Linked DNA regions of Homo sapiens: region 2 is linked to region 1. The links are chromatin loops, found by intact Hi-C in ENCODE. Cell type or tissue: PC-3. All regions are shown on one strand. Links, peaks and the distances in the headings refer to the core of each region. The heading gives the core; the rest is flanking DNA.

The links. Peaks named below come from ENCODE experiments on the same cell type or tissue, not always from the same donor. Only the 100,000 strongest peaks of a DNase experiment are listed, where the experiment ranks them.
Region 2: it touches region 1 in a loop (6-fold over the local background); 2 of 110 quality-filtered maps call a loop at or near these places.

Annotation. Positions count from the first base shown.
Region 1 is chr6:112,871,310-112,887,084 of GRCh38, forward strand. It overlaps LOC105377950 (a long non-coding RNA gene), which reads left to right and starts at 8,808. Exons shown (of 4, transcript XR_942885.3): 1 at 8,808-9,529; 2 at 11,732-11,802. RefSeq lists an enhancer at 8,830-9,358. In PC-3, for the core only: a CTCF peak has its summit at 6,596; no DNase peak of the experiment used is centred there.
Region 2 is chr6:113,283,572-113,299,346 of GRCh38, forward strand. No RefSeq gene overlaps it. Among named protein-coding and RNA genes, the nearest start is that of LINC02518, 140 kb to the right of the region's middle. In PC-3, for the core only: no CTCF peak of the experiment used is centred there; no DNase peak of the experiment used is centred there; H3K27ac peaks cover 967 bases.

The DNA of each region.
Region 1 (15,775 bases), core at 2,661-10,660:
AACAAATGGAAAAAAAATTCCATGCTCATGGATAGGAAGAATCAATATCGTGAAAATGGCCATACTGCCCAAAGTAATTTATAGATTCAATGCTATTCCTATCAAGTTACCATTGACTTTCTTCACAGAACTAGAAAGAAAACTACTTTAAATTTCATATGGAACCAAAAAAGAGCCTGTATAGCCAAGACAATCCTAAGCAAGAAGAACAAAGCTGGAGGTATCATGCTACCTGACTTCAAACTATACTACAAGGCTACAGTAACCAAAACAGCATGGTACTGGTACCAAAACAGATACATAAACCAATGCAACAGAACAGAGGCCTCAGAAATAACATTACACATCTACAACCTTCTGATCTTTGACAAATCTGACAAAAACAAGCAATGGGGAAAGATTTCCCTATTTAATAAATGGTGCTGGGAAAACTGGCTAGCCACATGCAGAAAACAGACACTCAACCCCTTCCTTATGTCTTATACAAAAATTAGCTCAAGATGGATTAAAGACTTAAATCTAAAACCATAAAAACCCTAGAAGGAAACCTAGGCAGTACTATTCAGGACATAGGCATGGGCAAAGACTTCATGATTAAAACAATAAAAGCAATTGCAACAAAAGCCAAAATTGACAAATGAGATCTAATTAAACTAAAGAGCTTCTGCACAGCAAAAGAAACTAGTATCATAGTGAACAAGCAACCTACAGAATGGGAGAAAACTTTTGCAACCTATCCATCTGACAAAGGTTTAATATCCAGAATCTACAAAGAACTTAAACAAATTTACAAGAAAAAAACAACCCCATCAAAAAGTGGGTGAAGGATATGAACAGACACTTCTCAAAAGAAGACATTTATGCAGCCAAAAAACACATGAAAAAATGCTCATCATCACTGGCCATCAGAGAAATGCAAATCAAAACCACAATGAGATACCATCTCACACCAGTTAGAATGGCAGTCATTAAAAAGTCAGGAAACAACAGGTGCTGGAGAGGATGTGGAGAAATAGGAACACTTTTACACTGTTGGTGGGACTGTAAACTAGTTCAACCATTGTGGAAGTCAGTGTGGCGATTCCTCAGGGATCTAGAACTGGAAATACCATTTGACCCAGCCATCCCATTACTGGGTATATACCCAAATGACTATAAATCATGCTGCTATAAAGACACATGCACACGTATGTTTATTGCGGCATTATTCACAATAGCAAAGACTTGGAACCAACCCAAATGTCCAACAATGATAGACTGGATTAAGAAAATGTGGCACATATACACCATGGAATACTATGCAGCCATAAAAAATGATGAGTTCATGTCCTTTGTAGGGACATGGATGAAATTGGAAATCATCATTCTCAGTAAACTATCTCAAGAACAAAAAACCAAACACCGCATATTCTCATTCATAGGTGGGAATTGAACAATGAGATCACATGGACACAGGAAGGGGAATATCACACTCTGGGGACTGTTGTGGGGTGGGGGGAGGGGGGAGGGATAGCATTGGGAGATATACCTAATGGTAGATGATGAGTTAGTGGGTGCAACGCACCAGCATGGCACATGTATACATATGTAACTAACCTGCACAATGTGCACATGTACCCTAAAACTTAAAGTATAATAAAAAAATATATTAAAAAAGAAGACATTTATGTGGCTAGCAAACATATGAAAAAAAAGCTCATCATCACTAGTCATTAGAGAAATGCAAATCAAAACCACAATGAGATACAATCTCACACCAGTTAGAATGGCAATCATTAAAAAGTCTGGAAACAACAGATGCTAGTGAGGATGTAGAGAAATAGGAATGCTTTTACACTGTTGGTGGGAGTGTAAATTAGTTCAACCATTGTGGAAGACAGTACAGTGACTCCTCAAGGATCTAGAACCATAAATACCATTTGACCCAGCCATCCCATTACTGGCTATATACCCAAGGGATTATAAATCATTTTACTATAAAGACACATGCACACGTATGTTTACTGCAGCACTATTTACAATAGCAAAGACTTGGGACCAACCCAAATGCCCGTCAATGATAGACTGGATAAAGAAATTGTGACATATATACACCATGGAATACTATGTCGCCATAAAAAATGAGTTCATGTCCTTTGCAGGGGCATGGATGAAGCTGGAAACCATCATCCTCAGCAAACTAACACAGCAACAGAAAACCAAATACCACATGTTCTCACTCATAAGTGGGAGTTGAACAATGAGAACAGATGGACACAGGGAAAGGAACATCACACACTGGGGCCTGTTGGGAGATGGGGGAAAAGGGGAGGGAGAGCATTAGGACAAATACCTAATGCATGCGGGGCTTAAAACCTGGATGATGGATTGATAGGTGCAGCAAACCACCGTGGCACATGTATACCAACGTAACAAACCTGCACGTTCAGCATATGTATCCCAGAAGTTAAAGTGAAATCAGTCAATCAATCAATCAATAAGAAAGTTACCCTGAATGCACACCTAAAATCAGTATTTGTCAAAATAGTTGTTCTAAAATAAATACACATTTTAATGCAAAACATGTAGTCTTGAGACTATTCTTCATTTAACAGAATTTGTCCCAAGCATGTCAGGCATGTCAACATCTATGAAGAAAAATTTTTACAATTACAATTTATATGAACTATAGAAAAAAATGAATGAAAGGCATTAACAATTTTATCCAAAATTTAAACATAATCATATCAAATAAAAGTATATTTTTCAAAAAAACTTAAGTGGAATGATATTGGATAAAATATGTGAGTGTATCAAGAATAGTTATTTTGCTTAATGTTTATGTTTAAATAATAAATATAAAAAGTTTTTAAATTTTGATATAGTGTACATGAATATTTATAATTTTTAAACAATTTTTCTAGAAATAATTTCATTTTTAAAATGATTTCTAAATAGTACCACTTTATAGGGACCCACAATATAATGAAATCCTTTTGTGTGTCAATTTATAAACATTTAAAACATTTTTATAGTTTCTATATTTAGCTCCCTTTTCACAATCAAAAGTGTCTCATTTTCAGTGGTAAATAACATACTCTTTCTACTTACATCTTTATTATTATTCCCACTTTACACACGAGACACTTACTTTCTTGCCCAATGTCAAACTAGTCCGTGGCAGGCTAATTGGAGTTTGAACTTCTATTACTGGAACTCAATTTTCATTCATTTTTCCACTCATTATTCATTTATTCAACCAATGAATGTTCAATAGCACATTCATTAATGCCAACTTTGTACAAAATGAGGGAGACACACAGCATAGAAAAAGATGGCAAGGAATACAGTGATTAATTGTTCATGTATAACTGCCCCCTCTAGAAGCCTCATCAGATATGGCAGTGGTCAGAGGTGCCCACTGAGCTGGCCCCGAGCAGCACACTTTAGAGGAGTTAAAGGATAAACGGTAGTAACTTGTGGTGTATCAGCCACTGGAAGAAACACAGCTATTGAACTAAATAAGGCCTATTTGGTGGCCTCCAGTCGTCATCTAGAATATGAATGATACCAGCAAGGAATAATCACTTCCATCCTCATTTTTTATCTGTCAACAGAGTGAGGCATAGGATACTTTTACTCAAAATTTCTGTGGGCAAAGAGAGTAGTGATAACCTAAGAGGTGACTGTGACATTTTGATATCATGAGTGATGTTAATGTATGGTTGGTCTTTGTCCCTGCTTTCTGGCACAGAGCTCCTAAAACCCTTGGAATTTCCCAAGTGGGAGGGGCATCTTTTGTTCACAAGAGGAGACTCTTGGCAGGCCTCTAGATAGCTTCAGAATGGGAGGTGTAACTTTTAGCCCCACTCCTTTAACTCCTGGGGAGGGGAGAGAGGCTGAAAACTGAGTTTACAATCAACCATGCCTACATGATGAAACCCACATAAAAAACTCCTAAAGTACTGGGTCCAGGGAGCTTCCGGGTTGATGAACAAAATCCTTGTGCCAGGGATGGCGGGCTGTGAACCCCAATTCCATGGGGACAGAAGCTACTGTGATTGGGACCATTCTGGACCTCATTCTATATACATTTTCATTGGGCCTTTCATTTGTATTCTTTATAATATCCTTTATTATAAACTAGTAATAGTAAGGTAAAGTGTTTTCCTGAGTTCTGTGAACCATTACAACAAATTATCAAACCCAAGGAAGAGGTCACAGCTGATTTATTGCTGGTTGGTCAGAAATATGGGATGCCCAGGACTTGCAGTTGGCATTTAAGTAGAGGCAGCATTGTAGGACTGAACCCTTAACTGGAGGGGTCTGCACTAATTCTGGGTAATGGGTGTAAGAATTAGTTGAATACCCAGCTGGTGTCAGGAAAGTTGGAGAATTAGTTGGTGTGGGATGAAAACCCCATACATTTGGTGTTAGGAGTGTAGTGAGTAGAAACAGATTATAGTGACCTATTAGAGTTATTTTCATCTCAGAAAACTTGCATGAAGAAGGGGGAGCTTATACAAAAATAAAGAATAACAACATATAACTTCATCATCTACTTCAAGGAACAAAGATGGCATAGAAAAAAGATTTATACCTTTTCTCCCCCACATACATTTTGTAAACCATATAGACTTCTTATGAATTAATGATAGCATAATAATATATATAATTAGCATTTTTTCAATTTTGGGGAATATTGATTATGAGTAGTTAGGGTACTCTAGAAAGCAGATACTTAAAACAATTTTTTCTCAGGACAGGTCTTTGAACTATAATTTTGATGAATAATTTTATTAGGATAGATACAGAAACAAATAATAGTTTTACTGAGGTTTCTGTTGTTCACCCTAGTACTGTAGTATGTACTCCTTTGAAATTTATTTGAATTCACATGAAATTAATTTGAGTGAATTAACTGAAATAAAACTTGTCTTTTACCGTAATAGCCAATAAGAAATATAATATTAACAATAGACCCAGCCGGGTGCAGTGGCTCACACCTGTAATCCCAGCACTTTGGGAGGCTGAGGAGGGCAGATCACCTGAGGTCGGGAGTTTAAGACCAGCCTGGCCAATATGGTGAAACCCCATCTTTACTAAAAATACAAAAATTAGCCGGGCATGGTGATGGGCACCTGTAATCCCAGCTACTCGGGAGGCTGAGGCAAGAGAATTGCTTGAACGTGGAGGCAGAGGTTGCAGTGAGCCGAGATCATGCCATTGCACTCCAGGCTGGGCAACAAGAGCAAAACTTGTGTAGTCAATATTTATTTATGTCTACCCATATATTTACCATTTTACTTGTTCTTTATTCTTTCCGCTATCTCCACGTTTGCCTCTGACATTATTATTATTTTTTAGACTGAGGTATATCTTTTAGTGAAAATGTGCCAGAGATAAAGTTTTTCTGAACTTACATATTTTTGTTTTAAAATGCCTTAACTACAGCTTTGTTTTGGAAGAATGTTCTCACAGGACAGAGTTCTTGCTTAGTGATTTTATTTTTTCAGTACTTTCAGAATACCAATTCATGGTCTTCTGACATATTTATTCATTGAGAAGCCAGTGTAAATTTATTATTAACAAAAAACTACCAGGTTCATGTATCTTTGTCAAAAGTTGTAGATTATGTAGAGAACTCTAAGTTTCCATTGCTGGATGTTTAGTTGCATGAGTGTTTGAGGATTCACACGTATTATCTATCTCTACTCTCTAAATTTCAAACAAAATTTTAAAATTAGAGGTAGTAATCAGATTTATTGGCTTTATTCTTGACAAGGCTGGCTTGGAGAATCTGGCTTAGATGTGGAAATACAATCTGCCTTTTATGGCCCTGTGACCCACCTTATCCTCTATGTCTCATCTAGATTGAGGGCTAACCCACTTGAGGAAGGATTGGTGTCTGCAGAGCACACACACGCTCAGAAAATACCTGCCTCACACAGCAGACCCTGGTAGCTGGATAGAGTGAGATGGCTTTCAGATGGTCTTGTGAAGGCTTGCCTGGGGCAGAGAACCACTTTGCTGTCAGGAAAAAAGAGAGCTCTCAGGGTAGAGCAGAGCAGGCTCATTTCCTTCTCCTAGTCCCATGAGTCAGGTAAGTTACTTCTCTTCTTTTTCTGGGAGAGAGTTAAGACAAGCCATGGATGCTCACTTTCCTTTTCTAAATGATGCACTTCCCTGCTTTATGGGCCAAAATGAGAACACTGAAGAGAGTTGAGAATAGTACTCCCTTCAGTAAGTGTAGTCACCAACCAGCTCCCTCCTAAGAGCTTGGAATCTCAAAAAAAAAAAAAGCATTCTTGAACAGTCTCCAGGAAGAACATTCCCGAGAACAACAGGCCTAAGAGGAATTTCCTTGGGTTCAGAGGTCCTGTGTTACATAGCTCTGTATCACTCATAGTGCTTTCAGCAAAATGGAGTATAAATAAGCAATTGTAAATTTTGTTTTGTTTTTCTTTGTTCAGTATTGCTTAGAGCAACAAGATTTAAATTTAAATCACTATAGATTTGATCACTGTAGAAAAGAATCAGAAATTCACCCTCGTTTCCAATTTCAAATGTAAACGCCACCAGTACAGTAAATGTACCATGAGAAACCTATTGGTGGCACTATGGAATTAGACAACTCTAGAGAAAACTTAGCAATAAATGGATATCCCTCTGAAACCTCAAGAGGTAATTTCCTTTGGTGGGATAATATGTAGATAAAATTGGAAATGAAAGCTATAGTTGAGCTATTTGTAATCAAGACACCTGCACAATTAATTTTAAAGTAACATATTGTTTTGTGGGTAAAATTAAATGTCTTATACAAATGTCTTATACAAGCACTTACACACTCTGGGAACAGATGCCAATGAATACATTTGGTGACTATTCATCAACCTCACAAAGATCACCTTAGCTTACAGAAAACACAGGGACCATTTTAAAAGTAAATTTGTAAAATTACATGAAGAGAAAGACATGCAATTCTGTGACTTTATGTGTCTTTTATTGCAAATACTATTGCTAAGACAAAATACCCACTCACATACACATAAATGAACTTCATGGATGCATGTATGGATAGAATGGATAGACTTCTGTATTGAGGTATAGATGCCTTTGTGAACAAATTTTTGTGCTTTAGCATGTTTTGTTCCTTTGTTTTAACTCTAGCATTCTTACCAAGAAAAATAACACATGTTGAAAATCCAAAGCAATGTAGATAAAGATCACATACCTTTTAGACACTAGCAACATTAGAATACCATGCAAAAAAGATGTTCATCAGGGCAAGGCTAATAAACAGTCCCCTGGAAATATCTTTCACCTCCCGCATAGTCCATTCTTCTAGCTGTAACTCCAACTAGTGCCACAAGACTTGTTTTTTTCTGGCTAAGCCCTGGGCAACATTCACCATCAAAGTACTATTATCTTCTTAATTTTTGCTTAGAAAAGAAAGAAAAACACACTTAGTGTTAAGATTGGATATGTTTTTAATTTTTAGATATCTGTACTATGGACATGAGCAAAATAATATGGAACTACAGTTTTTAAAAATGGCCACACAGAAAACCACCTTAGATGAAATGAATATGTAACCTGCCGTCGATTTAAAAAAATTAAGCTCACTGTCTCATGTTGAAAGGTCACAATCATTAATCTATTTAAAGTTAGCAACGGCCCGTGTGTCATACACGATTGTGGACACCTGACCTTGATACCTGCCATTCCACTGCCTCCCACAAGCTGTAGACAATTTAGTACTCCATCTGACAGTGACTTCTTTGTCATTTCTGGCTATATTCTTCATTTTTCCTCCTCTTGCTCCCACTTTAGAAACTACCATGTCCTTTCTTTCCCTTTTATGCTTTCTTATGAAATTTTATATCCTTTAATATTGTAACTACGTATATCACATAAAAAATAAACAACAAAAATCTTGGAAGGTATTCTACAGAATAAAGACGTCAGTCAGTTTGAAAATATTAGATACTTAATACAGGTAACATCTTAAGATTTAAAGTTTAGACTTATACTATGTTTTTAAAGGGACACTGATCAAGGATCTGAACTAAATTATAATGTAGACACAAAAAGACATCGCTAATGTTTCTGTAACAAAATGTCCACTAACAAAACAAAAGGTATTTTGTCTTAAAATTTGCAATGCTTTATTTTAAACAGTACAATAGCAACAATTATGTACCGTGACACAATTATAAAAAATTATCATCAAAGATAATAAACATTAAGATATTGTTGAAGGGTATTATTAGCTGGATTGTGCCCCTCCTCACACACCAAATTCATATGTTGAAGTATTGGCCCCCAGTACTTTAGAATGTGACTGTGTTACAGGATATTTAGGGTGGAATATCTCTGTGGCAGGTGGAAACGTCTGTGGCAGGTGGTGCCTTTGCCCGAGTTCTTGTCCTGCATCCAGGAAGAATGAGGTATGGAAACAAGCGGAAGGGGAGCAAGATGAAGAGAAGCTTTATTGAGTGTTCTAACAGCTCAGAGGAGACCCGCAGGGGGCAACTCCTGAAGGAGGGGCCTTACCAGGGACCAACCCCCTTCGGCACAGGAATCTTTCTGCCTCCTGCAGCCATTCATGGCCCAAGGGCTGGGCCCCAACCCAGCTTTGAGATCCCAGCGGGTGCCAGGAGAGGAGAGAGACCGGGCAGCGGGATCAGATACCCCGGAGCCTGAAGAGACATGCGGGCCTTCCCAGCCGCCAGGGGGCAGGCAGCAGAGATGCGTGGGTCTGGCCGCTGCAGCTGCACCCAGGGAGCTCCAGCCCCATCAACTCGGAAGGGGCGGGGCTCCTGCTTGTTCCTGGCCCTTGCCTGCTCGTGGAGCGAGAGGGCCAGGTCAGCAGCAGCGGGTTGGGTGGCTGCAACTGCACCAGGGAGGGCAGATCCTGCCTGTTCCCAGCCCCTTCCAAGAGCACAGGAAGGCTCGGATCCACAGCTGCAGTTTTGGCTGATGTAGCCCCGCTACGTATTGCAGGAGGGTGGGGCTCCTGCCTGTTACGTGAAGCAGGGGGCCTGGATCTGCTGCCGAGGTTTGAGGTTTGGGCGGCTGCAGTGGCACCCGGGAAGTTTCTGCCCCAAATCAGAAGGAGTGGGGCTCCCACTGACTCCACAGAGTGTGCAGCCCCAGCCCTCCTCTCTGCTGCAGCCGGGGTAATGGCAGCAGCTGTTGCCATCAACTGCATTTGGAAATAGAACCTTAAAAGAGGTACTTAAGTTAAAATGTGGTTTTAGGGTGGGTTCTAACTCAATACCACTGTGCCCTTATAAAAAGAGGAGATTAGGACACAGTCGACAAAGAGGATGACCATGTGAGGACGCAGCAAAAAGGCGACCACCTGGGAGCCAAGGAGAGAGGCCTCAGAAGAAACAAAACCTGCCAACCCCTTGAACTCAGACTCTCAGCCTCCAAAATTGTGAGAAAATTCTTCTGTTGTTTAAACCATCCAGTCTGTAGCATTTTGCTATGGCAGCCGTAGAAAACTCATACAAAGGGTAACAGCAAGAGTCTATTTGTCAAGGTAAGGTGAAAGTTTGGAAAGGACATAGAGCTTGTTTCTTTCTTATTTTTTTTTTTCCCTTTAGGCATTCAGGGCTTGATAAGGCAAACTTTGCTCTTTAAAATATCAACATGTCTTTCAAGGTTCCCACTGAAAAGGTTATTTCATATTGTTCATTTTTGCCCATAATTTTTACTCACTTCAGAAAATAGGCTTTTTAGGAGCCTAGCATTTGCACTTAACTCTCTGAACAGGACTTAAAGAGTGTAACCAAAAGACAGAAAAAGATTACTCAGTATGGAACAAGCGAAACAAAAAAATAGTTGGGGGAGTAGGGTGGAGGATGAAAAAAATGCACAGCGAGGGGGTTGAGTCAGCTCCTGTGTTTCCATGGAGAGGACTTAAGCTTCTCCAGAAGTGTAGTGAAGGCCCCTAGTGATCCATAAAGGTCCTGTAGCTGGCTGCACAGGGGTGGCCAAGGACCAGGGTGTGACTGACAGGCGGCATCTTGCTGAATAGCATTTTTTCACTTGTATTGGTAATCCAAAAAGCACTTGCCAATTGACATACTTTAGGCTAAACAAGAGGCAGAGGTTGTTCTCAGAACTTTTAAAAATTATTATATTATTTCTTAAATTTGAACTTGTTTCCTGTTTTTCTGTGTAAGGTATAAGCTCCATCTCAAAAAAAAAAAAAGAAGAAAGAAAGAAATCTCTGCCATCAGAATTTGCTTAGAATTCTGCTATAGAATGTCCTTATTGATAACATAGAAATAGGATTAGGGATTATTTTAATAATAAAATAATAAACATATACTTTAAGAGTGATCTAAGGCTGCAAAATTTAAATTATATTGGCTGTCTAACTGACCTGGCTAAATACATTTTTTGATTATCAATACATAAATCATGGAGTTAAGTATGTATACAAATGCAGAATTAAGTTCTTCAGCCCTAAATATCTTTTGGTGAATCAATTTAAAATTGCCTTTCTAAATATTATTAGTTATTATTATTAAGCTATTAATATTTACAGTCTTTGCCACTTAGTAAAATGTGACTTTGTCTTAAAGTAGACCAACATGTTTTTATCCATCTGCCAGACTGCCAAATGGAATTTGATCTCTTGAGACACTGTACAATATTGGCCATTGCATTTGAATTAAAATTCTCCTGAAGCTAGTCACTGCATCACTCTTGGAAAAGTATTATCGAACTTAACTGAGCAACAGCACATCACAACACATGGCATTATAGAAAGCACAGAAGGATGCACTTATTCCTTCTAATTGGAAGTTTCAGAAACTGATATCACCCAACCTTTCCTTTTATTTTGAAGTTACATCACTACCCAAGCCTCTGTCTTTTTATTCATGGGTGTGCCTCCATTGTTGCTGGAACAAATCCAGTGCATTAGTGAAAACATTGCCCTCTTGATGAGACTCATCTAAACACATCTGTCATCCACACACATGTTAAAGCATATTCACAATGGCCAATCAGAAAACATTTCTACCTCCAGGGTGGTCAATATAGTTATGCTGATATTGCCCAATCACAGATCAACACTTTCGATCTTTTAATATCCTCCCTGAACAACCATATACTTATTGAATGTTTTTCAGACTGTGCTTAAGTTGTTGAGTCATTTAAAATATGTTTCCTGTCCTTTATTCTCTTATCCACTTTTCTTCTAAAGATGTCTGCATTCTAGCTCTTAATTTTATATTTCTTACTCCACTGAGGCATTCCACATAAATGTATCATCCAGTCTACTACCCTGTGTTTATTAAAATGTATTCTCTACTCCTTCAAAATACAATCTACCAAAGAAACTAACAGCTAACTAAAAAGAAGTGAGGCTAAAACTTTAGTGACCTCAAGACAAGTTAGAATTCTATGGCACTCTAAATCCCTATTGCTGTTGGCTTTTCTGCTTTGCTAACTGATGGCAAGAATTGACAGCCTCCACAGAATATGTTTGATAAATCTTTAGAGGCTAAATTTCCCAGTGGCACTATGAACTTCTTTCTCTGAGGAAGTGGACATTTGGTTGTTCTTAGGGGAAGCTCAGATGTCCTCATGAAGAAACAGCAGTGTGGCTAAAGTATGGGGTAAGCCTTCTCTGTAATTGCCTGTACTGAGAAAGTCAACTGCTGCAAAGATAATGTGTATTAATTTAGTTCTTTTTTGTGATACTTACACTAGAAATTCATTTTTTCAGATTTCTCCCTAAAGCCCTTTGGCTACTCAGGAAGGCCCTGCGTGAAACTTGCCAAGGATTCCATATGACAGGTATCCCCCCGACTCCCCTGTTGCCTGGCACATTTATCTTAGGTGCCCCTGTGGGCAGGTCAGGTGATACACCCCTCACCCCACTGGAGAGTACTTTTGAAAGGTAGGAAATCTGAGTCTTGCTAGCTGAAAACTCTGACTCAGCCTTAACTTTCAAAGTAGAAATGCCCATACAAATACAGTGACTTTTTGTTTCTGACAGAATTTAAACCTCATTGCTATGGTATTAACGGGGATGCTACGGCAACCATAAACTACTAACTATAATTTTCCCTGAAAACAGCTGCCATGGAGCTGTGGAATATTTTCCTTAGACTTTAAAGCATTGACATTTCAAGGAAAACTCAGCCTTCTTGGCACAGTAGAGCTTACTCAAACTAAGATGTCTTAAATAAACTATTTGCACACATGAAAACTTCTATAAATGTGTATAAATGTATTATCGTAAATGACTCATACCCTCAAAAATGATATAATTTTATATAAGTTATATTACATATCATACTATGGTAACCTATAAAGGGCCGATGCCTTATGTGAAATACTTAAAATTTTATGATAAAAAATTTAATTGGCCATGATCATGTCTGTTAAGTCACTCAGCCAAAAGTATAAGGGCAAGAGCACCAGTCTTAGAATCGGGATCACTGTGATATAATTATGGCTTTGATTTAACAACCGTGTCATCTTAGGTACATCCAATTGGAAAGCTGCTCTTTAGAGTGGGTGGATTTCAATTGTTGATGTTACTGATACTAGTGCTCCAACCCAAAAGCCCTCTTCATTCATTCTCTCAGGAAGAAAGGCAGCTTGCTGACTTGCTGTAGTTGAGCCACACACATAGAGTTCAAGTGATGTTCAGTGGTTGTCTATTAGAGACATAATTCAGAATTTTAAAAAAAAATCTAATTAATAGTCATAGAAATAAGTGAGAAGATATTTTAGTCATACAACTATAAATGAAGCTCTGTGTAAATCCATCAGTCCAAGAGTTTTTAGAATAGAAATTGTGGCAGTTGGTATGAAACATTCAAAGGGCAGGAAAATAAAACTGAGGAGCCAGCTCAGACAAATAGTTTAAAAGAGGGGAAATAATTAAAAAAAAAAAACAAAACAAGAGACATCAAGGATCAACCTAAGAGGCAGAATATTCAACAAATAGGAAATTCAGAATAAAATAAATAAAGGGAATAAAACATCCAACCAAAAAGGAATGGGTGAATAGTTAGCAAAACTTAAGAAAATCTTCAGATTCGTGCTGCTAAGTATCAATAGGATTAATGAGGATAGATTCCTAGCTGGATGGATTTTCATGAAATTCACTAAATATAAGGAGAATATTTTTAAAGTTTCTAGCTGGGAAAAAATAGATTATCTGCACAGGAAGAGCTATCAGAGTGGAACTGGACTTCTCATTAACAGTGTCTTAACAGTAGAAGATAATAAAGCAACATCTTAAAGTATTAAGAGAAAGTTATTTTGAACTCTCAGTTATGTATCAGGCTAAATGACGATTAAGTTAAAGGGCCAGATAAAAATGTTTTCAGATACACAGGCACTCAGGAACTTTACTTGATATTCATTGTTCCTGAAGCTGTTACTAAGGACATAATCCAGGCAAAATATGGGATATAAGAAAAAGTAGGACAAACTCAAAGTTTCAGTGAAAGGACCCCTTAACATGGCAGTTGGTCAGTAGGTCCAGAATAGCTTGTCCACATTGAAGCAAGATCTATTAACACTTCTATGCAGATGAATTTAGCTTTTAATCTGTTCAATGTAGGAGTTATTATGCCTATATTCCACATACAAAAATATGAACAAAAATGAATCTACTTCATGCCCATATTCATAACTGTATAAAATAAGAATGACAGCTGATATTTTACTTTAAACACATAGCCCAGATGAAATTTTTAAGCAAAACTCCAACAGGCAGATTTACTGAGCTGTTATGAATGTTTCATTATCTCCTAATTAAAGTAGTCTACTCGCCTCAATTGCCATATGCAAATGGAAACTTAGAACAAATTGATAAAGGGGTTTTCACTTGTAATTGCTGCAATTAAGAAGTATACAAACTGTTTGACTAAACATTTCACCTCTAATAACTTATTATAAGATAATTGAACAAATGTCCAAAATTTAATTTAAAGAATCTTAATTGTAGCATTCAGTGTATTTATTCAACAAATACACGAGGCATTGGACACTTATCATTTATAAACATTAAAAGAAAGGAAGCAGCCTACATGCGTAAAAATAAGTTATAGGATAAGGAAAATTAGAGTATATTCACATATTGAGGCAACAGTCATTAGGATTGAGGATGATATAGAAACATATTTATTAAAAATGAGAAGTCCTCCAATATGAGAAAGCAAGTTACAATATGTTATATGGTCTCTTTTACATAAGTAGGTAACAGGAAGTTTGGTTGGTAAACTCTCTCTTTCCTGGTCATCCCCAAGTTCTCTGTCTTTTTGGAGTTGTCTTTCTCTTGCAATCATGTTGCCCCACAACAGCAAGATGTAGTTTCTTTCCTCCTTACCATTCCTGCGGGTGCTCTTCCTCTAGCACATTTTGGATAAAGATATTTGCCACACGATTGTGCCTAAATCATTCAGCGCTGCCCTCTTCCCCAACGTCTCTGTGGGATCCCTCAGGCTTCTCCGTGTTTGCTGCCAGTTGCCTTAGAACCACCACCATTCTAAACAAACTATCACAAGGACAGAAAACCAAACACCCCATGTTCTCACTCATAAGTGGGAGTTGAACAATGAGAACACATGGACACAGGGCGGGGATCATCACACACGGGGGCCGGTCTGGGGGCGGGGGGCTGGGGGAGGGATAACATTAGGAGAAATACCTCATGTAAATGACGAGTTGATGGGTGCAGCAAACCAACATGACACATGTATACCTATGTATCAAAGCTGCATGTTGTGCACATGTACCCTAGAACTGAAAATATAATAATAAAAAGAACCACCACCCTTTCTTTCTCTCCACTGAAGAGCATCAATATTGGGATTTTCATAATTTTTAAGCTTTTTAATCAGAGATTTGGTAGTGATGGAAGGTAATTAGAGCTCAGAAAATAAACTATTTCAAATATAACTGCTCTGTGATGCCTAGAAATTTACTGTGCAATCTCTTTCCTGTTGGGTTTCTCTACTGCTCCAGTTTTCAGCACTGCCATTTAGAAACATCTTTCCTTAGAGTAGTATGTCTAAAAAAATTTTTAAGTGTCTTTGATGGCCTGATGAAGCTCATGAATGTTTTCTCAGAATAAAGTTTTGAACGAATAATACACAGAATTCCAAAGGAAGCCAATTATATTTAAATATAGTTCTAACAAGGAACCCCTTGATTCTAGAGTCAAATAGACTGTGCTATTTTCTCTTCCTAGTCTATTCAGCTTCTCTAATTGACAGGAACAATGCCAAAAGTACTGCTACTTTTTTCTGTTTTGCCATTTAACTAATTATGTTTACAAAATGGTATCCCTCTAGACTGAGGTCAGGAGGCCCTAATCTTTCACAGGCAAATAACAAGTCAAAGAGTTTTCCAAAACATAGGCCACTGCTTTCCCTTAAAGGAATATTATCAGTCCAATTAGCCCAAACTTTTCATTTTTCTTCTTTAGATGCACATATTTGCTTTCTGTCTCCGTCTCTGTCTCTGTCTTTCAGAGACAGACAAAGAGGCAGATAAACATATTTTTAACAGTTACGATGATAACAAAAGATTTAATTTTAGGCCCCCTTTTCTAAATTATAGGTCTATCTATACCTATAATTTAGAAAAGAAGAAATCTTTACGTCAGACAACCAGTGCTGGGAAAATGAAAAGAAGTGAAAGAAAAAGAAGTTCCACAACTACCCTCTATAATTATCTCTTATGATCATTAGCCTTGTTTGGGAACCCGTTGCATAGTGCCATCAACCACTGTCTAACACTATGAAAG
Region 2 (15,775 bases), core at 4,665-12,664, 410 kb after region 1:
ATCCCATTACTGGGTATATACCCAAAGGAATATAAATCATTCTGCTGTAAAGACACATGCACACATATGTTTAGTGAAGCACCATTTACAATAGCAAAGTCATGGAACCAACCCAAATGTCCATCAGTGATAGACTGGAAAATGTGGTATATATACACAATGAGATACTACACAGCCATAAAAAGGAAAGAGATCATGTCCTTTGCAGGGACACAGATGAAGCTGGAAGCCATCATTCTCAGCAAACTAACACAGAAACAGAAAACCTAACACTGCATGTTCTCACTCATAAATGGGAGTTGAACAATGAGAACACATGGATACAGGAAGAGGAACAACACACACCAGGGCCTGTTGGGGGATGGAGGGTGACGGGAGGGAACTTAGAGAATGGGTCAATAGGTGCAGCAAACCACCATGGCACACATGTACCTATGTAACAAACCTGCACATTCGGCACATGTATCCCAGAACTTAAGGTAAAAACAACAACAACAACAAACATTATTGATCTTTCAAAGTAACTAGATGTTGATTGTATTTTTATTATTCATTATTTGTTTACTTTCTATTTTACTAATTTCTGCTCTTATCCTTTTATTTATTTTTAAAAATTAAATTTGGGTTTAATTTGTTGTTCTTCTAGTTTCTTGAAGTGGAAACTTAGGTCACTGATTTTTGGATCTATCTTCTTTTCCAACATGAGCATGACAAGTATCTAAATCTATAAAATTCAAGGATTGCTTTAGGTTTCCCCCACATACTTTGATGTCTTATGTTTTCTCTCTTATTAATTTTAAAATCTTTTAATTTTCCATCTTATTTTCTTTTTCACCTACGGGTTATTTAGAACAGTGTTTCTTAACTTCTGTTGATTTATAAAGACAGTATACTTTTTCCTTTCCAATCTATATGCCTGTTAGATATTTCCAATTTAATTCCACTATGATTAGAGAACATGCTTTATGTTATCAGACATTTTGAATTTATTGAGACTTGTTTTATGTTTCAAGACATCAGCTACTTTGGTAAATTTTCCCTGAGCACTAGAAAAGAACATGTACCATACTGTTTGGCATTCTAGAAAGGTCAATTAGGTCAAGTTGGTTAATAGTATTTTTCACAATATTCTTACTGATTTTCAGTGTTGCATTTTATCATTTTTTGAGAGAGAATGTGAAAATCTTTAATTTATTATTAAATAATAAAACAATTTAATTTATCATTAAAGAACAATAATAAATTTATTCATTCTTTTAACTTTGTCAGTTTTGCCACATGAATTTTGAAGATCTGTAATTAGGTGAATACATATTTAGGGTTGCTATGTTTTTTGGCAGTTAACTTTTGTCATTAAGAATTTCTTTCATTATTGAACATATTCCTTGTTTTGAAGTCACTTTTGTCTGATATTAGTATAATCACTTCCCACCTTTCTTTTAATCAGTGTTTGCATGGTGTACCTTTTCCCATTCTTTTATTTTTAACTTATCTATAGCTTTATATTTAAAGTAGATTTCTTATAGACAGCATATAAGTGGATTGTATTTTATATTCAGTTTGATAAACGATGCCTTTTAATTTGAATAGTTAAACCACTTACATTTGATGTAATCATTAATATGTTTGGATAAATCCACCATCTTGCCAGATGTTTGTTATCTGCTTTATCTCTTCTTTTCCCTTTCCTGACTTCTTTTGACTAAGCATTTTTTGTATTTCATTTTTCCTCCAGTAACGGCTTATTAGAATATTTTTAATTGATTGGTTAATTTGTAATTGCTGTAGGGTTTATAATATGCAACTTCAACTTTCACAGCCTGCCTTCATATTGCATTTTGATACTGCACATATAAGAATCTTACATGCTTTCTATTTATTGCTAGTGTTGTCATGTTATTCTTCTAACTCTACTTTAAAACTTTAAGTCCCTTGTTACTATTTGCTTTAAACACTCAATTATCCCTTAAAATATTTTTCAGTGAGGAAAAATATTTTATAATAATTCATATTTTAACCATTTTTAGCAACTCTTCACTCTTCATTCTTCTGTGTAAATTCAAGTTTTCATTTGATGTAATTTCTTCCATCTGAATCATTTATTTTCTTGTAGTACAGGTCTCCTAGTGACAAATTCTCATAATTTTCGTTTGTTTAAATATGTCCTTTTTTTCACTTTAAAAGATAGTTTTGCTGGCTATAGATTTCTAGGCTAATTTTTTTCCCTGCAACTTTGAAGATTGTTCCACTGTCTTCTGGCTGACAGTGTTTCTTCTCAAATGTCACACTATTTCATTCAAGGTTTCTTAGAAGACATTATCTTTCACCCCCTGTCCTGTGCCATTTGTCTCTGGCTGCTTTTGAAGTTTTCTCTTTATTGCTGGTTTTCAGCAATTTCATTATTATATACTTTGGTCTGTTTTCTTTGTGTTTATCATGCTTGGGCTCCATTGAGCTGCTTTGATCTGTGGTTTATAATTTTCGTTGAATGTGAAAATTTTTGATATTTCTTCAAAAGTATTTTTGCTCTCTCCTGGAAAGATTGCAACAACACAGTTTTTAGATGATTTAATACTGTCACTTTGATCACTGAAGCAATTTTATTAGATTTTTTTAATTGTGTATGTTTTATTTCTATACCTTAAATTCACCAATAATTTTTTTTCTGTAGTGTCTAATGTGCTATGTAGTTCATCCATGAATTTTTATTTTCTGATGTTCTATTTTTCAGCCTTACAGGATCCATTTATTTCTACTTTCTATTTCCTATTTTGCCTCATTATTTTGAGTTTTCTCTAAATCACTGAGCATTTTTCCAATAACCATTTCAAAGTTCTTATTTAATAATTGTATCATATCTGACATTCCTAGCTTCTGTTTCTATTGACTAATTTTTCTCTTGATTATGAGTCACCTTTTTGCTCTTTTATGTGTCTAGTAATTATTCACTGTAATTATTAATTGGATGTTTATCATTGTGAATTACATTGCTTAGTGTCTAGATTCAGTTATATTCCCTTAAAGAATGTTGAATTTTGTTTGGGCTGGTGTTAATACACTTTAGCATCAAAGTGATCCTTTTGAGGTTTGTTTCTAAGCATTGTTAGGGAGGGTCCAGAATAGTCTTTACATGAGGGCTAGTTTAGCCCTATTCTGAATACATGGCTTTTGGGGTCTTTACTTAGTATATGCTGTTTGGTGAGTTCTCTCAACTCTGGCTGGTAAAAATTTAAACATATCCCAGCCCTGTAAGAACTCTGAGAAATGTTCCATTTACAGCTCCCAGGTACTTTTTTGCCTTACCTCATAGATCTCTAGTGTTTACCCTTTAGCAAAATATTCAAAGGAGTCTTTAGGAAGACAACTGTATTAGTCCATTCTCACACTGCTATAAAAAACTACCTGAGACTGGATAATTTATACAGAAAAGAGGTTTAATTGACTCACAGTTCTGCAGGCTGTACAGGAAGCATGACTGGGGAGGCCTCAGGAAACTTACAATCATGGCAGAAGGCTGAATGGGAAGCAATCATGTCTTCACGTGGTGACAGGAGAGAGAAAGCTAAGGGGGGAATTGCTACATACTTTTAAACAAACACAGCTTGTGAGAACTCACTCACTACCACGAGAACAGCAAGGGGGAAATCTGCCCACATGATCCAATCACCTCCCACCAAGTCCCCATCAATTCCCAACTGTAATTGGGAATTACCGTTCAACATGAGATTTAGGTGGGGACACAGAGCCAAACCATACCAGTTACTGTAGCTCTTTTTCTATGTAGTCTTTTTATTTCCAGTACTCTTTCTTTTAAATACCAGCTCCATCAGCCTCCCTTTCCTGTGATCCCTATCTCTTCAACTCAGAGACTACCGTGCTAAGTTTGAGTTCCCCCAATTTGAGCACAATATGAAAAGTTCCTTCACATAGAAAGCCAGGACCATCACAGAACTGACTTCATTACTTTCTCTTCTCTCTTGATTATGGCAGTCCTGGGAGCCTGTTGTTTGAAAACAGTAGTTTCAGTTTTGCCTTATTTTCTAATTGCTTGCAGGGGTGAGGCAACTTTTACACTGTTATTCAAGCATGCCACAAGTGGAATTCCCCATTCATCGAAGTTTTGAAAATGTTGAATCCTGTGAATTGATAAATAAGATACAGTATATTAATATAGTAAAATGCTATTCAGCAATGTAAAGACCAAAGTACTGACACTTGTTACAACATAGATGAACCTTAAAAACATTAAGCTAACTGTAAGAAACCAGAGGCATACAAACATAAATTGTATTACTCCATTTATACAAAATGTCCAGAAAATAAAAATATAGAGAGACAAAAAGTAGATTAGCATTTGCTTAGAGCTGGGGGTGTGAATGGGGGATATCTATAAATATGCAGGAAGTGTCTTCTTTAGGATAATGAAAATGTTCTAAAACTGTGATGATGATTGTACAACTCTGTAAATGTTCTAAAATTCATTGAATTGCATACTTAAGATGGATGAATTTTATGGCATATAAATTATATCTCAATTAAGTATTTTTTTAAAAAGTTACATCCTGTAGTTAATCATACTTTAGAAAATTAAGGAAGAACTTGTGCCTGCATTTGGGGTAAAGCATTATGGGATGGACCAGTTGCTACCTGAATAACCCTCTTGGAAGACAACAAAATATGACTTCAAAACTTTGCAATAGAAGTAGTATGGACATTTTAGCTGGTGGGATGAGAATAGCACCAGTATTTATTTGTAGAACATGTTAACATTGCTGGAGATTTTTGAAGGGAGAGAATATGGTTTGGTGTTATTGGGTCATGAAATGAAATTCCTATTGCTGATGACTGGAGTAGGCAGGAATTGAACATTATACAATTATATAAAGTTTTTAAATATGAGAAAGAAGCAAGAGCTAGCTATAGCAAAAGCTATAGCTCTCATAGCTATAAGATACAGTTGCTCTGTTTAAGAAAAGACTCTTAGAAACCACAATTTAGCTAATTTTGGAGACCTTCTGAAGAATCTAATTTTATTAAATGAATACCAAGGTACTACTGAAATAAATCTTTTCTTTGCATACATCTCTGTTACTATTTCAAACTCTTGTTTCATATAACATCAAGAAATTACTAAACTACTCTGCATTCACAGTCAGCTTGTGGGGTTTTTTTAAAGAAAATTGAATATTTCTATTTTTTCACCACTACAAAACTGCACTGTTGGTGGTACTACGCTGTATCAGGAAATTCCCTACCATCAAAATTCACACCCACATCTTGCAATAATATTTAAAGCTTATATGCATTTTACTTAAAGGGAGTATTATCTTGAACAGTTCTTTGGATAAGAGGAATAAATGTGCTTTTTAAAAAACACAATTGAGTCTATATGGACAAGAAGGTTAAACAGTTGGAATGGGTTTTATATATTCAACCATATTGATATTTTAGAATTCAACTAAAACTGAGTTTGAATAAGGATAATTTCATGGTTTATAGCCAAAATACACTAGAATTGAAAACAAATAATTGATTCTGTGGATAGACTTATGATGTTAGATCATCTTTTAAGAGAAAAAATTGTGGCTTAATAAGTCAAGAATGTGTTTTGTTCTCTATTTCAGTTTTTCCACTCGGTGTAACATACTGTGTCGCCTGCTGTTGTTTGCAACCTTTTTACAGTTGGCATAAGTACATACATTAAATGTATTCTGATTATTATGGACGCCCCACTGTGCAGCTCCCATTACAATGGTATCCGTTAAGCAGTGTTTTTACTTCCTAAGTTACCATGTTTTCGTAATGTGTGTTATTAAGTGCTACCTCTTTCCAGTACTTTGAGGCTCTATAATTACCCAAGAAGGCAACTGTATGGTGTTTGTAAATTTGCACAGAAGCGTGAACAAGAACACAGGCTGCTAGATGGCAATAACAGAATTTGTGCCTGGGGATTCTGCTGAAAATGGTAATTTCAGTTTAACATTTTTGATTTTCAGGGAACCATTTGAATCTAGACCTCTGGGTAACCGCCACCACATTCATCAGAAATAGATAGGATTGCAATACTGATAAATGCAACAATGAGAAATACAACAAAATATTCTCAGAGCATTCTTTCCTAGAATATTCCTCTTCATGGAGCATTTTGCTGCTTAATGAACTCAGGGCACATTTATTTTTTATTTTGATTTTTTGATTTAGTAACTTATTTTTACAACTGAAGACAATTCCCCCTCCCATCCAATGTTATTCCCCCTCCAATCCAGTTAAAAGTGTGAATAAAAAATAAAAGAGGTAGGCATTCTTGTCCTTCTCTCTTTATAAGCTCCTTCCCACTTAATATGGTTTGGCACCGTGTCCCTACCCAAATCTTACCTTGAATTGTCATAATCCCTACATGTCAAGGGCGGGACCAGGTGGAGATAATTGAATCATAGGGGCAGTTTCACCTATACTTTTCTCATGATAGTGAGTGCGTTCTCATGAGATCTGATGCTTTTATAGAGATTTCTTCCTTCACTTGATTCTCATTCTCTCTCCTGCTACCCGTGAGGAGGTGCCTTCTGCCATGATTGTAAGTTTCCTGAGTCCTCCCCAGCCATATGGAACTGAGTAAATTAAACCTCTTCTCTTTATAAATTACCCAGTCTCACTTAAGTCTTTATTAGCAGCGTGAGAACAGACTAATACACCACTCAAGAATATCTTTCTTGATATTCCAGCTTGTTTTGCTTACACACCATAAGCTAGTTATTCTTACTCAAATTCATTTTTGTTGAACGAAGTAAAAGATTCAAGGTTCTAGAGGCAGAAATAAAATATCTAAGGATATGGCTAGCCAAGGAGGAAAGATATTTTGGTCATGGTGAACCAAACATAGCATTATGGAGCATAGTATATGGAGGTCAACACACAGGGTTCCAGATCACAGTAGCCAAACTCAACCTGTGCAAACCATCCTGCTAGACAAGCCAAATTTGCCCAGTGCTATTTTAAGTACACATGCATATCATCATCATAGAAATGAAGTAGCTGAAAGTTTACAAAATTACTTGAGAAACTGCATTTAAGATCAAGGAACCTTTTGAGTACTGCAAGGCCACATTTAATCCAGTGGTAAATCATGAAGCACAAAAGGGGTAAGAGTGATCAGTATGGGATGAAACAATTTTTAAAAGTTAGATGACACATACAGGGTAAATGAATTGAGAAAAAAAGTTGCAGGAACTGGAGAAGGGGAGAATTGGTAAGGCTATTTCAGGAAGTAGAAAATAAAAGCACGAAAGAATAATAATGTTGAATCATATGACAAATGTTTGCTGCTCTACTGGTTAGATGCAGACAATAATAAAAATGAGTTTTATGTAGCACCTTACAATTCACAGGATACTTGTCTCATATTGACTCATCTAACAACTTTGTGACATGAGGCCAGGAAGTGTCTTTAATTTTCAGAAAAAACTAATACTAATTAAAAAGCTTAGTGGTAAGTATACAGCAAAGAAAATATTGGAACTTCAGCTTTCTAAATCCTAATCCAATGCCTTTTACTGTTCCATACATTAATATAATTTTTTTTTCAAAAGATAGGAGTATCTGAAATGACATTTTAGATGGCTTTAGAAGAGAAGTATCTCAGTGGCTGTTTGAGCCCTTTCAAGTATTTCCAGCATCCTCTGCTTCCATGCTGAAACTTTGCAGCTAAGGGGAGACTAGAGAGGCCAGGACGGGTGTCCAGGAGTCGGGGAAGCTGAAGAAGGACCAGTGGTATTCCTTGTCTTCAGAGCTTCAGGCTACAATCTGGCCATTTTACCTTGAATTTTATAACACTCGATTGTAAAAAAATAACGACCTTTTCATCTAATAAGAAAGGCCTCCTTTAAGGGTATCCTCATTCCAGTTGCATATGTTCTATTGATACCATTACTAAGGAGTACAGTTTTTAAATATATATATGTTTATATATATATTTATATATATATTTTTAATATTTATATATATTAAAAATATGTTTATATTTTTAATATATATGTATATATAAATATACATATATATATATATAATGCTTCTTATATTTAAAACCAAGAAGTGAAGAGTAGAATGCATTTTCTGTTTTCACTCTTTGCCCAGACATTAAGTTGACAATCTTATGGTTATCAGTGATATGCATCAGCTCATAAGTGACCCTTTGGTATGTGAACATGGGGAATTTTTTAATACTTGGCTCTTCAGTATGGATTTGTGTGACAGTCATGTTATCATCTCACGCCTTCCAAGATTTCAAAGGATCTGATGGCTGTAATTGCAAAGAATAAATGAGTAATCTTTAGTCTATTTCAGAAATAGAAGGCCAGATGATTCCCTTTCATAAAGGACTAAGGTTTCATCCGATGCCAACTCTGGTAAGGCCTTAGTCATTTTTGTGGGTGAAATCTGATCAAATGCAAGCAATGTTATTTTCATTTCTGAAAATTATCTATGTCCAGTGCATCAATCACCCAGTAGGTCCACACTCCAATAAAAAGATATGAAATGGAAGAATTGCTTCTTTCCTTTAGTTCCTCTCTTAATTCTGTCTTAAAGTGCATCTTGAATCTGAATGAGCTCCAGACAAACCTTACATACAACAGACAGGAGAATTCAAACCAATGCATTTATTATGCTCAGAAATCACAGCTGACTCCCAGCGCTGCCAAATCCAGCAGGGTTTACACAAACTGCTCGTGGTTTTCATAAGCATTGATTGCAGCCAAAATGCTGTTTTGTGAGCTGAATTTTTATCTGATTGCCAAGTGACCAATGTTAATTTTGCATCAATATAAGGGTTTATTAACCTTATTTTATGACTTTTGCTTACAAATTTATTTAGTTCTGCAAAAAAAATGTAACAAACATGAAAATTTCCTTCCAAGTTACTGTCAGTAAAGACAATGTTTTGTTTTGTTTCATTTCGTATTGTTTTCACAAATCCTGAGCAGTTGAACTATAATCACATACCAAAAAACAAATAATACAAATCAATCTTCCTGGAAATTTGGGAATATGAAAAGATATTTTATATATAAAGAGAATTGTGTCCCTGAATCTTTATCTATAAAACCACTCAAGTAATTACTAGCAGCAGGAGCCTGTAAAAAAAGAAATAAAATAATGAGTTTTCCATATACCATATTGTAGAATAGATAAAAATAGAGTCTTAGGCCCAGTGGAATTTGGGATCATAAAATTCTGCATGTAGATCGGTGGAAACAATGCAGAAAGAACTTAAGCAAAGGAATGGAATTTAACTCTAACTTAGGATGCTCCCTAAGGAGCTTGTTACTCCAAGATCGATCTAAAGGGTTTCTAAAAACCATTTGAGTGTCAGTCATCTGGCTGGGATTCTACAGCAAAAATGTTTCCCTGAAATTCAGTCTGATTGATATCTATCCATATTTTTTAATGGGAAAGGGAAGATTAGGGAAAAAAATAAAATTAATGGTTTGAATGAGCCTCTCTCTTTTGAGATCTGAATCCATTTAGAGTAGAAATGGTATCCCTGTGATTGGCTTCCTTCTTATTGTCAGTCTCTGCTAAAAGAGTGAGAAGAGATGAGGAAGAAAATGGGAAGCAGAATCTCCTCTTTTGGGTTCTGGTTCTAGAAGAAAGAGCTCCCCTTGGGAAGGATGATTACAGACATTCATGCTGTCAGGATTTTTGAAATATGGAGGCCCATAAAGCAAAGATTTCAGTAGGCAATTACCAAAGACTGACTTAGAAAACAGAAGAAAAAGCATTACGCTGACTAAAAACTGAAACCACAGACTTGTTCAAATTGCTGAGTACTTGACAAGGCAGCCACTATGCAGTATCACAAAGGCAAAGGCAAAATAAATAAGCATTTCTGTTAGTCATCAATCAATAAATATGTATCTCATAGAGATCTGCTCAATTCCAATGGGATTTTTATTTTTATTTTTTACTAATATAATACCAATGTTGTTGCTCTGGAATTCTTAGAATTTGTGTTTCCATGTGGAAACTATCAGCACACAAGGCTATTGGGCCAGTCCCACCCACTTTTAAAATCTCAAACAGTACACTGTAAAACACTATAAGCTTTCATATCTTCCAAATTTATTATATCATCATTCTGAAGAGTACTGGTATTCTATAATACACTATGTAATCAGATATAAAGATTCAATTTTACAGGGTCATTTTATTCAAACTAATCATAGGATCTAAACTCCAGAAAACTTTATTAGTAAGTATAAATGATGCTAATATGGTATTTAATAATACTTCTTAATGAAGTAGATTTAACACCTTAGGCTTATCTAACAAATGGAAAATATGTAACAAAACTATTGTCATAATTTTGTCTCAGTGAACATAGACATATTTATAACTTTCATATGTTGAACAAAGAAGACCAAAAAATGTTGACAATGTAATATATCTTAATAAACACCCTGAGTTCTGGGTAAGGAGATTTTATTTATTTGACTGTGACTACAGCTTCTAGAAAAAAATAGTTCCAATTTACTTATTCATTTGTTAAATATATGTTGCATACCAATGTATCGCAAACTCTGTGCTAGTACCTAAGAATAAAAGATGAACAAGAACTATGTCATAACATTCTGCTTCTGAAGACAGCCATGTAAGTAAAGAATCATGATAAAACTGAACCAGGAAGAAATTGAATCTCTGAATAGACCAACAGCAAGCCCTGAAATTGAGGCAGTAATAAATAACCTACCAACCCAAAAAAAAAAAAAAATGCCCAAGACCAAACAGATTCACAGCTGAATTCTACCAGATGTACAAAGAAGAGCTGGTACCATTTCTACTACAACTATTGCAAAAAAAATCAGGAAGAAGTACTCCTCTCTAATTCATTCCATGAGGCCAGTATAATCCTGATACCAAAACCTGGCAGACATAAGAAAGAAAAAGAAAACTTTAGGCCAATATCCTTGATGAACACTGATGCAAAAATTCTCAACAAACTACTGGCAAACCAACTCCAGTAGCACATCAAAAAGTTCATCCACCATAATCAAGTAAGTGTTATCCCTGAGATGCAAGGTTAATTCAACATATGCAAATCAATAAGTGTGATTCATCACATAAACAGAACTAAAGACAAAACCACATGATTGTCTCAATAGATTCAGAAAAAGCTTTAGATAAAATTCAACATCCATTCACGTTAAAAAGTCTCTATAAGGAATTGAGGCATTGAAGAAATATACGTAAAAATAATAAGAGCCATCTATGCAAACCCATAACCAACATCATACTAAACGGGCAAAAGCTGGAAGCATTCCCCCTTGAAAACCAGCACAAGACAAGGGTACCCTCTCTCACCATTCCTATTCAACATAGTATTGGAAGTTCTGGTCAGGGCAACCAGGCAAGAGAAATAAATAAATGGCATCCAAATAGGAAGAGAGAAAGTCAAACTATAGGACATTATCTTATATCTAGGAAACCCCATAGTCTCAGCCCAAAAGCTTCTTAAGCTAATTAACAACTTCAGCTAAGTCTCAGAATACAAAATCAATGTGCAAAAATCATTAGCATTCCTATACACTAACAACAGTCAAGCTGAGAGGCAAATCAAGAACAAACTCCCATTCACAATTGCCACTTAAGGAATAAAATCCCTAGGAATACAGCTAACCAGGGATGTGAAAGAACTCTGCAAGGTCAACTACAAACCGCTGTTCAAAGAAATCAGAGATGACAAAAAACAAGTGAAAAAACATTCCATGATCATGGTTAGGAAGAATCAACATCATTAAAATGGCCAAACCTCCCAAAGCGATTTATAGATTCAATGTTATTTCTATCAAATAACCAATGGCACTCTTCAGAGAACTAGAAAAAAAGCTTTTTTAAAAGTCATATGAAACTTAACAAGAATCCAAACATCTAGGGAAAACCTAAGTAAAAAGAACAAAGCTGGAGGCATCATGTTACCCAACTTCAAACTATATTACAGGGATACAGTAACCAAAACCTCATGGTACTGGCACAAAAACGGACACATAGATCAATGGAACAGAACAGAGAACCCAGAAATCAGACCAGACACCTACGACAAACTGATCTTCAACAAAGTTGACAAAAACAAGCAATGGGGAAAGGACATCTTATTCAATAAATGATGCTGGCATAACTGGCTAGCCATACACAGAAGATTCAAACTGGACCTCTTCCTTACACCATATACAAAAACCAACTCAAGATAGATTAAAGATTTAAATGTAAAACCCAAAACTATAAAAACCCTGGAAGACAACCCAGGAAATACCATTCAGGACATAGGCACAGGTAAAGATTTCATGACAAAGACCCCAAAAGCAATTGCAACAAAATCAAAAATGGACAAATAGGATCTAATTAAACTAAAGAGCTTCTGCACAGCAAAAGAAACTATCAACAGGGTAAACAGACAACTTACAGAATGGTAGATAATTTTTGCAAACTGTGCATCTGACAAAGGTCTAATATTCAGCATCTATAAGGAGCTAAAACAAATTTACAAGAAATAAACAATCTCATTTAAAAGTGGGTAAAGGACATGAACAAACATTTCAAAAGAAGACATACATGCAGTCAACAATCATATGAAGAAAATTTCAACATCACTGATTATTAGAAAAATGCAAATCAAAACCACAATGAGATATCATCTCACACTGGTCCCAATGGCTATAATTAAAAAGTGAAAAAAATAAAAGATGCTAGCAAGATTGTGGAGAAAAAGGAATGCTCATACACTGTTAGTGGGTGTGTAAATTAGTTCAACCATTGAGGATGACAGTGTGGCAATTGCTCAAAGACCTGAAGACAGAAATACTATTTGACCCAGCAATCGTATTACTGAATATATACCCAAAGGAATAGAAATAGTTCTATTATAAAGACACATACATGCAAATGTTCATTGCAGCACTATTCACAATAGCAAACACATGGAATCAACATAAATTCCCATCAACAATAGACTGGATAAAGAAAATGTAGTACATATACCTCATGGAATACTATATGGCCATAAAAAAAGAATGAGATCGTATCCTTTGTTGGGACATGGATGGAGCTGGAGGCCATTATCCTTAGCAAACTATGGAGGAATAGAAAACCAAATACCACATATTCTACCATTTAAGCGGGAGCTAAATGATGAGGACACATGGACATATAGAGGGGAACAACACACACTGGAGCCTATCAGAGGGTGGAGGGTGGGAGGAAGGAGAGGATCAGGAAAAATAACTGTTGAGTACTAGGCTTAATTCCTGGGTGATGAAATATTCTGTACAACATACCCCCATTACACAAGTTTACCTATGTAACAAACCTGCACATGTACCCCTAAACTTAAAATAAAAGTTATTTAAAAGAAAAAAAAAATCATGACATAATCTAAAAAAACACCATAATCCTTTTATACAGCAAACTCGTCAAGTTCATTCCTGCCTTACATTGTACCTGGGCTAGTCTTTCCAACTGTAAGCTTCTCCCAGCTTTTACCCTATTATTCAATTCCACACATCATGCAGCCTCTGCTCACATTTTCCCTTCACAGGGAAGTGCTTTATTCCCTTCTTAGCACTTGTCACTATCTAGGGCTCCATCTCTTCTTATGTATTTCCTATCTTCTCCCATTAGACATGCACCCAATGTGGGCAGAAATTTTGTCTTGTTCATTTTCATATTCCGAGAGCTGAGGATTGCTTGGCACACATTAAGGATTTAACAAATAGTTGAATTAATCAATAAATGTAGAAACTATAATCATGGCAGAAAAAGGAGTTTTACTTTTTTTAAAACTATCATTTCTGTGTCAAATCATTATCATCGAACAAGTCAGGATAGCAAGGCAGCCCTAGGAATGAAGGAAAATAAAAACATTGAGGGTATGTTGAATAGATCATTCAAGAAGGCAGGGAAAGGCCTTTTCCAACACACTTGTTTCCTTTCTTTATTAATCCCAGGGTCCCCCATGGTCCCTCCCTAAGGAACCTAAGGGCTCAGGTGCTGCTGTTTAGTTTTCTACCAGTAGCTACTTCACTGGACTCTCTTGTGATGTGGAGAGTCCTTTGCCTGGCTCCCCAGCTTCTGAAATAAGTGTGGTTCTTATTAATTTTGACTATGTTACAAAGAGATTAATTCAATATACCACCAAAAAATTCACTGGGTTTTTCCTTTTAATACGGGACTTTTTAAATGATTACATTTATACCTTTACAGATGAGTCTTCTCCATCCCTCATCTTTATCCTCAAAAGTCAAGTCGCATTCACAGGAGGAGAATGTTTCCTAGTTTGGTGATCATGATTAAGCAGAGGGCACGTTGCACATGGGTAGGATCCTGCCTTTCCAAGTGGTACTGCTGGGACGTGACCTTGGGTACGTTACTTTTCCTCACTGTGTCTCAATTTTATCAGGGGTAAAGTTAAAGCAACAATGCTACTCAATAGTGTTATAGTGAGGATTAGACATGAAAATTCATAAACAACACTGAGCAGAGAGGTTAGCCCTTAGAGTGTAGTTTCATTGTCAGTCTTACAGGTCAGTACTATCAACCTTCTTTCTCTTCATTCTAATGTAAAATTCTAGAAACTCTGTATCATTAGCCATTTATATTTTGTACGTTGAAAGGCAGTGCTGCAAGAGATGGTTACCTTTCCAGCACTCACAAGCTCTGCTCTGAACCCGATAGGGTGTGGGGGCAGGGGCTCAATAGACTGGAGAGTAATGATAACAGTCATATTTCTCCCATTATTGTTGCTTTATTTCCTGAAAAAAATTATGATATGTCCTGATCTAATTCAGTCTCATAGAATTTTATGAAGTAGATCATCCTGTGTGAATATTCTTTCTTTTCTTTTTTCTTTTTTTGAAACAGAGTCTTGCTCTATCACCCAGGCCGGAGTGCAGTGGCACAATCTTGGCTGACTGCAACCTCCACATCCCAGGTTCAAGTGATTCTCCTGTCTCAGCTTCCCCAGTAGCTGGGACTACAGGCACGTGCCACCACACCCGGCTAATCTTTTGTATTTTTAGTAGAGACGGGTTTCACCATGTTGGCCAGGTTCATCTCAAACTCCTGACCTCAGGTGATCCACCCACCTTGGCCTTCCAAAATGCTGGGATTACAGGCGTCAGCCATTGCGTCTGGCCCAGCGTGAATATTTTTTTTTCCAATAGGCACTTTTAACAAACTGAAATTGTTTTGTATGCAAATAGCAAAGTTGACTAACAAGAGATAATGTTACATATGGTGATTAAGAGCAGCCTGAGATTTAGAATCAGACAAACATGAGTGCAAAGCTCCACAACCTGTATGACTCTGGTCATCTTATTCAACTTCCCTGTGTTTCCTTATCTGTAAAACTGAGTTAACAATACTAACTACCTCATTAGGCTATTGTGAGCAGCAAATTACAACACACGTGCAAAGGTGCTTGGCACATGGTCAGTGTCCAATATGTCTTAGTTCTTATCACTGTTATTACCAGGTAGCATTCTGTATTCTCTCCAGTTGTAATGCTAACACAACCCGGACTTAGAAAATTTAGCCTTTTCCTGGCACCATATAATCAATCATAACCTTAGTCATAAAAAAGTTGAAATTGAGTTCATGTGCACACACACACACACACACACACAAGCACACACACACAATTACAGCTTAAGAATTGGGATTTAGATATTCTAGATATTAGTACATATGACTTTATAATCCATCATTTTTCGTCAGTGCCAAATTGGTT